Linked DNA regions of Homo sapiens: region 2 is linked to region 1. The links are chromatin loops, found by intact Hi-C in ENCODE. Cell type or tissue: Caco-2. All regions are shown on one strand. Each heading gives the region's core, and the rest is flanking DNA. Links, peaks and the distances in the headings are about the cores only.

Region 1 (4,396 bases), core at 259-4,258:
ACCGAGATCGTGCCATTGCACTCCATCCTGGGCAACAAGAGCGAAACTCTGTCTCAAGAAAAAAAAAAAAAAGAAAAGAAATAAGAAAGTCAGGATTTCATAATATGCTGGTGTCCTGGCTTGAATTCAGTGCAGATTAATAAGTTTCCACTGGCTTACCTGCATGAGGAAAACTGCTAGTGACTACCTTTCATGTACTAAGTTCCTAAGACTCCCCCATTCAGGTCTACTCTCCTTTCTTACCCTGGGTTTCCCACACCCCTCTGCTTCAAATGGCAGAACAGAGAGTTCTAGAGGATAAGATCTAGAGCTTTGATTAACATGAAAAGAGATAGCTGGAATGAAAAAAAAAAAAAAGCCTGTTTATGTTGGAACAAGTCTACTAGCCTCTGGGTTTGTCCTGCTGCATTGAGGAGAAGGAAGGAGACAGCAGCAGGTAATTGACAGATCACGGCCTGTGTTAGAATCCTACCTCCAGTTAGAAGCCGGCAGACTCCTTACCTTTCCTGGGCCCTACTTCACCAAATGTGGAAGGGAAATAATACTAACCACCCATGGGGTTATTGTGAGGATCAAATGGGACACCCCTTTATGCAGGAGCTCAACACACGCTGACCCCTTCCCTTCCCCCACCACTCGATAAAAGGCCTGGACTGGGCCAGATTCACAAGGGGATTTAAGGGCAGAGCTGAATCCCTCTTTTTGGTGACACTCTGAGGCTGGGTTCAGCAAGTTTTGGTGATAGAAGGACCCTGATAGAGTTGCAAGATAAAATACAGGGCATCCAGTTAAGTTTAAATTTCAGATAAACAATGAATAATGTTGTAGTGTAAGTGTGTCCTGTGCAATATCTGGACATACTTATGCAAAAATATTATTCCTTGTTTATCTGAATTTCGAAGTCAAGTCAATTGGGTGTCCTGCGTTTTTATTTGCTAAATCTGGCAACCTTGGGGTAAAAGCAAGTTCCATAGCACGACTTTTCTCCCCACTCCCTAATATTTTAATAAAGACCATTTCTGACTGGGCGCGGTGGCTCACGCCTATAATCCCAACACTTTGGGAGGCCAAGGCAGGCGGATCACCTGAGGTCAGGAGTTCAAGACCAGCCTGGCTAACATGGTGAAACCCCATGTCTACTAAAATTACAAAAAATTAGCTGGGCGTGGTGGTGCGCCCCTGTAATCCCAGCTACTTGGGAGGCTGAGGCAGGAGAATCGCTTGAACCCAGGTGGTAGAGGTTGCAGTGAGCCAAGATAGTACCATTGCACTCCAGCCTGGGTGACACAGCAAAACTCCATCTCAAAAAAAAATTCTGAGCAGAACATGCTGGTCACACCTCATGGGGAAACCTAGCACCAAAAGACACTGGGTGATGTGGAGTTGGAGGAGAGTCCCATCAAATTGTCTTGGAAATGTGGGAGAAGAAAAGGAAGGAAGGCTGCGGGCTGATGATGATGGTTCATGTCTCAGAGTCTTGCCTCCACCAGCAGAAAGACAGGAAGCCACCTCTTTCCCTAGCTCCCCGCCCCAGGCACGTCTGGAGCTACAGTTATGGTCATCTCCCTCCCCATTCCTGTGGACTTACAGCACAGCTCGAAGTCAGATATTTAAAGCAAGGAGCATTCTTTTTAGGATTTCATGACGCTATTTTTATTTCCCAAAGTGGTATCATTCTGGTACAGAGACTTCACTAAATCTAGCAGTTGAGTTGGAACTTAAAATATTTGCTTATTTTTACTCCTTTGAAAATGATTAGCAGTTGAATTATTTAAACTAGAAAGAGATGAGGGAGTTAGAAGGGAGGGCTGCCCGCCCCAGGCACAGCCAGGGGAGAGTGCTAAATGTGGTTATCAAGAGATCAAAGAACCAAGGAGAGACTCCTTTGATCTGATGCTTGTCAGAGTTGCAATTAGATCTTTGAGACGCTGCACTTGGCCTCCCCTCCCTTCTTCAGTATTTCTTCTTTCTTCATGGACACCTGGGAGTGCCAGACCAAGGCAGGTCCCAGAAAAAGCCGGTGTGGCTATGTGAGATCCAAGTGTGCCCTAGGACACGGGAGGCATAATCTTTCTCGGAGAAAATCCCTTTTATAAATGCATTAGCTTTTTTTTTTTTCTTTTTGAGATGAAGTCTCGCTCTTGTCGCCCAGCCTGGAGCGCAATGGTGAAATCTCGGCTCACTCCAACCTCTGCCTTCTGGGTGCAAGCGATTCTCCTGCCTCAGCCTCCGAGTAGCTGGGATTACAGGCACGTGCCACCACAGCCGGCTAATTTTTTGTAGTTTGTAGAGAGGAGATTTTGCCATGTCGGCCAGGCTGATCTTGAACTCCTGACCTCAGGTGATCTGCCCCCTTCAGCCTCCCAAAGTGCTGGAATTACAAGCGCCCTCCACCACACCCGGCTAATTTTTGTATTTTTAATAGAGACGGGGTTTCACCATGTTGGCCAGGCTGGTCTCGAACTCCTGGCCTCAGGTGATCCACCCACTTTGGCCTCCTAAAGTGCTGGGAATACAGGCGTGAGCCACTGCGCCCTGCCACAGTTGCTTATTTTTAAGGCCTGGGGGAAAGGTGAATGGGGTCCCTCACCCCCACACCCGTTATACCTGCAAATGCCTGTTCCAGTGTATGAGCTGATATGAATCACACTGTGCTTCCAATGCTTTCCCTTTGATACAAATAGGAAAGGTACCCAATTGGCTGGGACTAACTTTGGGGTTGTCTGGATTTTCCAAAGGTTTGAGAGTGGGAAACCCAGGTGAGGTCTGTCAAATCTAAGCAAAGTTGGCTTCACATCCAAGCCAAATTCTACCCCTACTGATTTCTGTGACTTTTTTTGCTAAACAATGTAAGACAATGCAATCAAACCTAGAGGTCTTCTCTGCCTTCCTGTTACCCTGAAAAGCGGCTCATGGGGGACTTTAAGATGTTATTTATGGCAATCCCCTAAGCAGCCTCAGTCTTACTCTGATGATTTTTTTACACGATTTATACCAGTCCAAAGAATTCAAGAATAATGGGTATATTTCTGCAGCTGAGCCAAACATTTCTTCTCTATCAGTCTGTGCATGACACAGAATGTCTTGTGGTTTTAATATTTGTTTCCCTAATGGACAAGATTTGATAAATGTGTTTCCTAATCCCGAGCTATTGAAATATTGATTCTCATCCTGACTGGCCTCCTGGGAACGGAGCCAGCATATCTGCATCTCTGGGCTCTGAATTTAGGCTATTGCCCTGCTGGCCTAGCCTGTGAACACAAGGATGAGATTAGATTTGCTTGGGGGTGGGAACTGTAAATCCCAGTGAAATAGCTGTCTGGCCTCATTTCTATTTGACAGAATAGGGCAGCCATTCCCCACATTTTTGGCCAGTGTTATCATGTGTTTACCTGAATATCCTTCTTGCTTCTTTCTTCCTATTTGATTTTAATGTATACAGGCTGTCCAGTGAAAAGAAGAAAAGAAATCCTAGCTAAAGATTCATTTGAACTTCTGAATAGGATTGTCTGAAGGATGTAAAATATTTTACAAGGAATTCCAGAAAGATGAATAACTCACACCATGCCAAAAATGTTACCTGACATGAAAAAATATTAGAGGCCTTTCCATTACTTCTGTGACCTTTGAATGGAGATGAAAGATGGTTTGGACCCATGCTATCACAACCTGGTGCTGGACATAGTATCTGATAGGCTGTAATTCCATCCCATTTGAAGACGGGTGGGGAATATGTGTGACTGTTTATCATACATCCATTCAACCTCTTCAGACCATGACAATATTTAGGAAAAAGAACACAGGTGAACCCCGAGGAGATGAATACACCTTTTTACAACATGCTTAATGTCTTCTAAATATTGCTTAGAATATTTAGAATATTGCTTTTCTTCATCCCATTTCTTCCACCATTTTCCCAGTTTGGGCTATCACAATAGTCCCCTAGATCAGGATGATAACCTCCTAATTGGCCTTTGTCCCATATTTATCTCCCATCCTGTAGCCAAACTGAGGTCTCGAAAGTGCCTACCTGTGTACAATCCCCTAGCGTTCCCTATTACCCTCAGTCCCATGTTTCTTATCTAACATATATGGTCGTCCATGATCTGACCCATCTCCCTTTGCGGACTTGGTTTCCTTCCAATCCCATCTTGAACTTCACCTTCTAGAAACACTGAAATGCTGTTATCCCGGTTTGCCTTTGCTCATGAAGTTCATTTTTCTTGGAGGTCCATTTCTTTCTCTTTTCCTTGGCTTTCCTTCTCTGTGACTGGATATCTCCTCCAGGAGTCCTCCACAATGGCCTCCTCTCCTGACATTAATGGCCTTTCTTTTGCACTTTCTTAGCAGTACCTGTGTTTGGTTCCATCACTGCCATAACCACAATTACTGATCC
Region 2 (4,396 bases), core at 301-4,300, 73 kb after region 1:
TATGAAGCTGCACTTGCACCCTTCCTTCTTCACCACAACTCTCTACCCTCCCTCCACAACTCTCTACTGGCACTGGCCATCCCTATATTATTTTTCTCCATGGATTTATCACTTGTACTCCTTGTTTTGTCTTTTTTTTTTGAGAGTCTTGCTCTGTCACCCAGGCTGGAGTGCAGTGGTGCAATCTCCACTGCAACCTCCGCCTCCCGGGTACAAGCGATTTTTACGTCTCAGCCTCCTGAGTAGCTGGGATTACAGGTGCCCACCACCACGCCTCACTAATTTTTGTATTTTTAGTAGAGACAGGGTTTCACCACATTGGCCAGGCTGGTTTCAATCTCCTGCTCTCAAGTGATCCGCCCACCTCAGCCTCCCAAAGTGCTGGGATTACAGGCCTGAGTCACCATACTGGGCCACGTATACTCTTTTTTTCTTTTTTTGGAGACTGAGTCTCACTCCATCGCCAAGGCTGGAGTGCAGTGGCGCCATCTCAGCTCCCTGCAACCTCCCCCTCCCGGGTTCAAGCAATTCTCCTGTCTCAATCTCGCGAGTAGCTGGGACTACAGGCGCCTGCCACCACGCCCGGCTAATTTTTTGTATTTTTAATAGAGATGGGATTTCACCTTGTTGGTCAGGCTGGTCTGGAACTCCTGACCTCAGGTGATCCACCTGCCTCGGCTTCCCAAAGTGCTAGGATTACAGGTGTGAGCCTCTATGCATGGCCTACTTTTACTCTTATATTTACTTGTTTACCTTGTTTGTCTCTCAATAAAGTGATGTAAGGTTTATGAAGGCAGGACTTTGTTTTGTTCCCTGCTGTATCCCCAGGGCCTGTATCAATGACTACTACATTCTAGGTGCTTAGCACACTTTTGTGGAATGAGTGGCACCTTTAAATTCCATTTCAATGTTACTTTTTGTAGAAAACCTTCCATGATCCTCTAAGTCTGGGTTAAACCCCCCTCCCAAGCTGTCTGTACTTCCCTGGTCATAAGGCTTCTCACACTGTGATAGCGGCAGGAGGCAGCCAAATGTCTAGGCAGATGGGGCAGGTCCCCAGTGAAACCCCACCTCCAAGCAGAAGACAGTTTAAAGCCTGAAAGCCAAACTACAAGTTAAATTCTTGGACCAGATTGAGAACTTGTCTTCCTGTTCGGCGCGCTTTCCTCTCATTGATCCCCATTCTTCACCTATTTTACATATACTTACCCTTTCCTAATCGGTTTTTTTTTTCTTTTCTTTTTGAGACGGAATCTCGCTCTATCACCCAGGCTGGAGAGCAGTGGCATGATCTCGGCTCACTGCAACCTCTGTTCAAGTGATTCTTCTGCCTCAGCCTCCCGAGTAGCTGGGACTACAGGCACCCACCACCACACCCAGCCAATTTTTGTATTTTTAGTAGAGACAGGGTTTCACCATGTTTGCCAGGCTGGTCTTGAACTTCTTGACCTCATGGTCTGCCTACCTCAGCCTCCCAAAGTGCTGGGATTACAGGCATGAGCCACCACACTCAGCCTCCCAATTGTTTTTCTACACTGTCATGCCCACCTTTGAGGGGTGTCTTCACTTTAAGCTTTTTTGCATACTCACAAACCAATCAACAAGCACTCTCCATCCTCTGCTTATAAAGACCCCAGACTCAGTCAGTAGAGGAGGAGACAGCCTGACTTCAGGGAAGAGACAACCTAACTTTGGGGAAGACGACCTGTCCTTCTCGTCCCCTCTCCAGCTCCCCTCTCTGCTGAGGGCTGTTTTCATTGCTCAGTACAATTCTCCACCTTCATCATCCTTCAACTGTCTGTGTGACCTCAGTTTTCTTGGACTTTGAATAATAGCTCAGGATCCACTGAGTGCGGGTATCCAGAAAGGCTGTCACACCAGCCCTTTGCCCTCACTGGCAGAGGTCAGCCGCCCCATGCAACAAGGCAAGGGGCCAACTGAGCTGCTAACACACTGCCATCACTGCCACCCATGGACAGCAGAACTTAAAGGACACCGTAACACTCCCTCTGTGGCTTCGGGGTCCCTGGTACCCTCCCCAGGCACCACTGCATTTCCCTCAAGGTGACACACCTGGCCCGGCGGCGGGCCCTGCACAGAGCTTGCTCCTGTGTTAGTGCCTGGAACAGCCAGCCGGGTCCCACACTCACTCACTCACATGCTCCCTCTTCAAGGAGCTGAGCAAGATGGGCCAAGTAGAGGGGACATCCCTGCCACAAGTCTGGCAAAGGGACCAGATCCTGCATCAATTGCGTGATGATTTCAGGGGTAATTTGTGAAAACTCCATAAGCCTGGAGTAAGTTTATCTTTTTCACTGATGAAGTTCCAATAGTTGCAAAGTGGCTGGCATGTTGTTGATACTCAAATATTTGTTAAATTGAATATATGTTATATTCAATTCTATATACATGCATAATATATATAATGCAACTGGGTTATAATTTGGAAATTTTCATGTGCATTGTAATAATCAGGTTCCTTTACAATGAACGCTTAATGATAAGTCCAAATTCTTTTCTTATTCCGTAAGGGTTTTTTTTGTTTTGCATTTTAAAAATTGAGTTAAAATTCACTTAACATAAAATTAACCATATTAAATCCAATGGCATTTAGTACATTCACAGTGTGGTGCATTTGTCACCTCTGTCTAGTTTTAAAACAACCCAAAAGAAAACCCCAAACTCATGAAGTAGCTACCCCCCATTCTCTCTCACCCCAGCCCCCGGCAGCTACTAATCTGCTTTCGATCTCTATAGACTTGCCTATTCTGGACATTTCACATAAATGGACTCATACAGTAGGTGACCTTTTTGTCAATGAGATTTTAATATATGTAACTTAGAAAGTATTATTACAAGATTTTGTTTTTAATCCTATTGGCACGGGTAGTAATGGGATTGAGCCTGTATCGCTTTCTCTCAAGTACATATCACTTGAAAGGGCCAAATAAACTAATGTGAAGAACTTTATTCCAAGTTATCACTGGTATTTTGCCAGAAGCCTTTTCTTATGCATTGACCACTCCTTCAAGCCTTCGTCTTCCCTCAACTCCCCCACCAAGTGTCTTTCATCCTGTCTCCCCACCTCATAGTTCACCATCTCCTCTCGCACCTGTTTCTTGATGCTTGCTGGGATCAAAGTATTGGTGATAAAAGACTAAAGCTGAGGAGGGCTGATGAAAGTCCATAAAGTCATGAAAGGTAGGGAAAACCTGTGTAAGAACTTGTTCCCCAAATCTCAGAATCTTTTTGAAGCTTAAAGGAGCTAGTTTAAGGGAAAAATAAAAAGAAGTTCTATTTTATGTAGCAGACTGGATACATACAGAACTTGTTACCCTGGTGAAAAGATAAATAGCTTTAGGGTTTAGACAAATATGCAGACAATAAATCAATAACAGCCTGTTGAGAGGAAGCTACAGAGAGGAGTTAATATCCCCCAGCAATTACCAGCCTTGCACACAAAATGCTCCTGCTTGGAGCAGGGCACGGGGCTGACCAGGCCAAGGGTGGGCCCCAGGGTGATGTTAACAGCAGCCTGTTAATTGATCTGCTAGACTGTCTCTTCCTCAGCAATCTTTCTGGAATTGCAATCAGCTTCAGCTTTTCAGAGGCTTAATTTTACAACTATAAATGAATTTGCCCTTGGGTTGGGCATTAATGTTTTTCCTGACTTTTAGCTATTTCAGAACTTGGAGGGTGACAGAGGGAGAGCCATTGAAACCAGTAAGTTGTTTTTCTTTGTTACCAACAATAGATCCAAATTTTATCTTGAAGGAGGCAACAGTCAAGCTTTTGTGTTACTTTAGGTTTTAGTTAATTGCCAGGGAGCATCTGAGAATTAGCTGGACAGTTTTAAAACATTATATTTGATTAAACACCTTATGGCAGAAACTCTTTCATTTTATGCTTTGACCTTAGCTTACATTTTTACTTTTAGATTTTATAGTAATTTATAATTCGGATAGAAGGGTGCACACAATACTAGCTTGATCCTGTGGTACTTAATTCAATCTACTGTAATAGCTCAATACTACTGTCTGAAACTGGTTTAACACAAAAATATTGCATTGTTTACTGGACTTATGCTAACACGTATGGTTTAAACTAAGATACAACAAAGCTCCTCTGAAACAAATACGTGAACAACAAGCAAATACTGTCTCCTTTTGCCAGTGAAAGCAGATGGCCAGATGGATGGTCCAAAGGTAACTAACACTAATGTGCTGAGTCACAAGCAGAGATCTCTGAAACAGAGAATTAGAAAAACTCACAGGAGGTTTTACTTTTGAAATTCAGGGTGTACTGGGTTATTTATTTGTTTTTAATTTGGTGAAATTTAGCGTAGAAGTGAAAATAACATCAAGGTTTCAGGCACCATGGAAAGACTAATCTGGAA

The links. A loop is a pair of places that touch in the nucleus more often than their neighbours do. Peaks named below come from ENCODE experiments on the same cell type or tissue, not always from the same donor. Only the 100,000 strongest peaks of a DNase experiment are listed, where the experiment ranks them.
Region 2: it touches region 1 in a loop (2.5-fold over the local background); 2 of 110 quality-filtered maps call a loop at or near these places.

What each region holds. Positions count from the first base shown.
Region 1 is chr6:21,392,065-21,396,460 of GRCh38, forward strand. No RefSeq gene overlaps it. Among named protein-coding and RNA genes, the nearest start is that of LINC00581, 120 kb to the right of the region's middle. RefSeq lists an enhancer at 1,190-2,045. In Caco-2, for the core only: no CTCF peak of the experiment used is centred there; DNase peaks (open chromatin) are centred at 1,527, 1,957 and 3,297.
Region 2 is chr6:21,465,209-21,469,604 of GRCh38, forward strand. No RefSeq gene overlaps it. Among named protein-coding and RNA genes, the nearest start is that of LINC00581, 44 kb to the right of the region's middle. In Caco-2, for the core only: no CTCF peak of the experiment used is centred there; no DNase peak of the experiment used is centred there.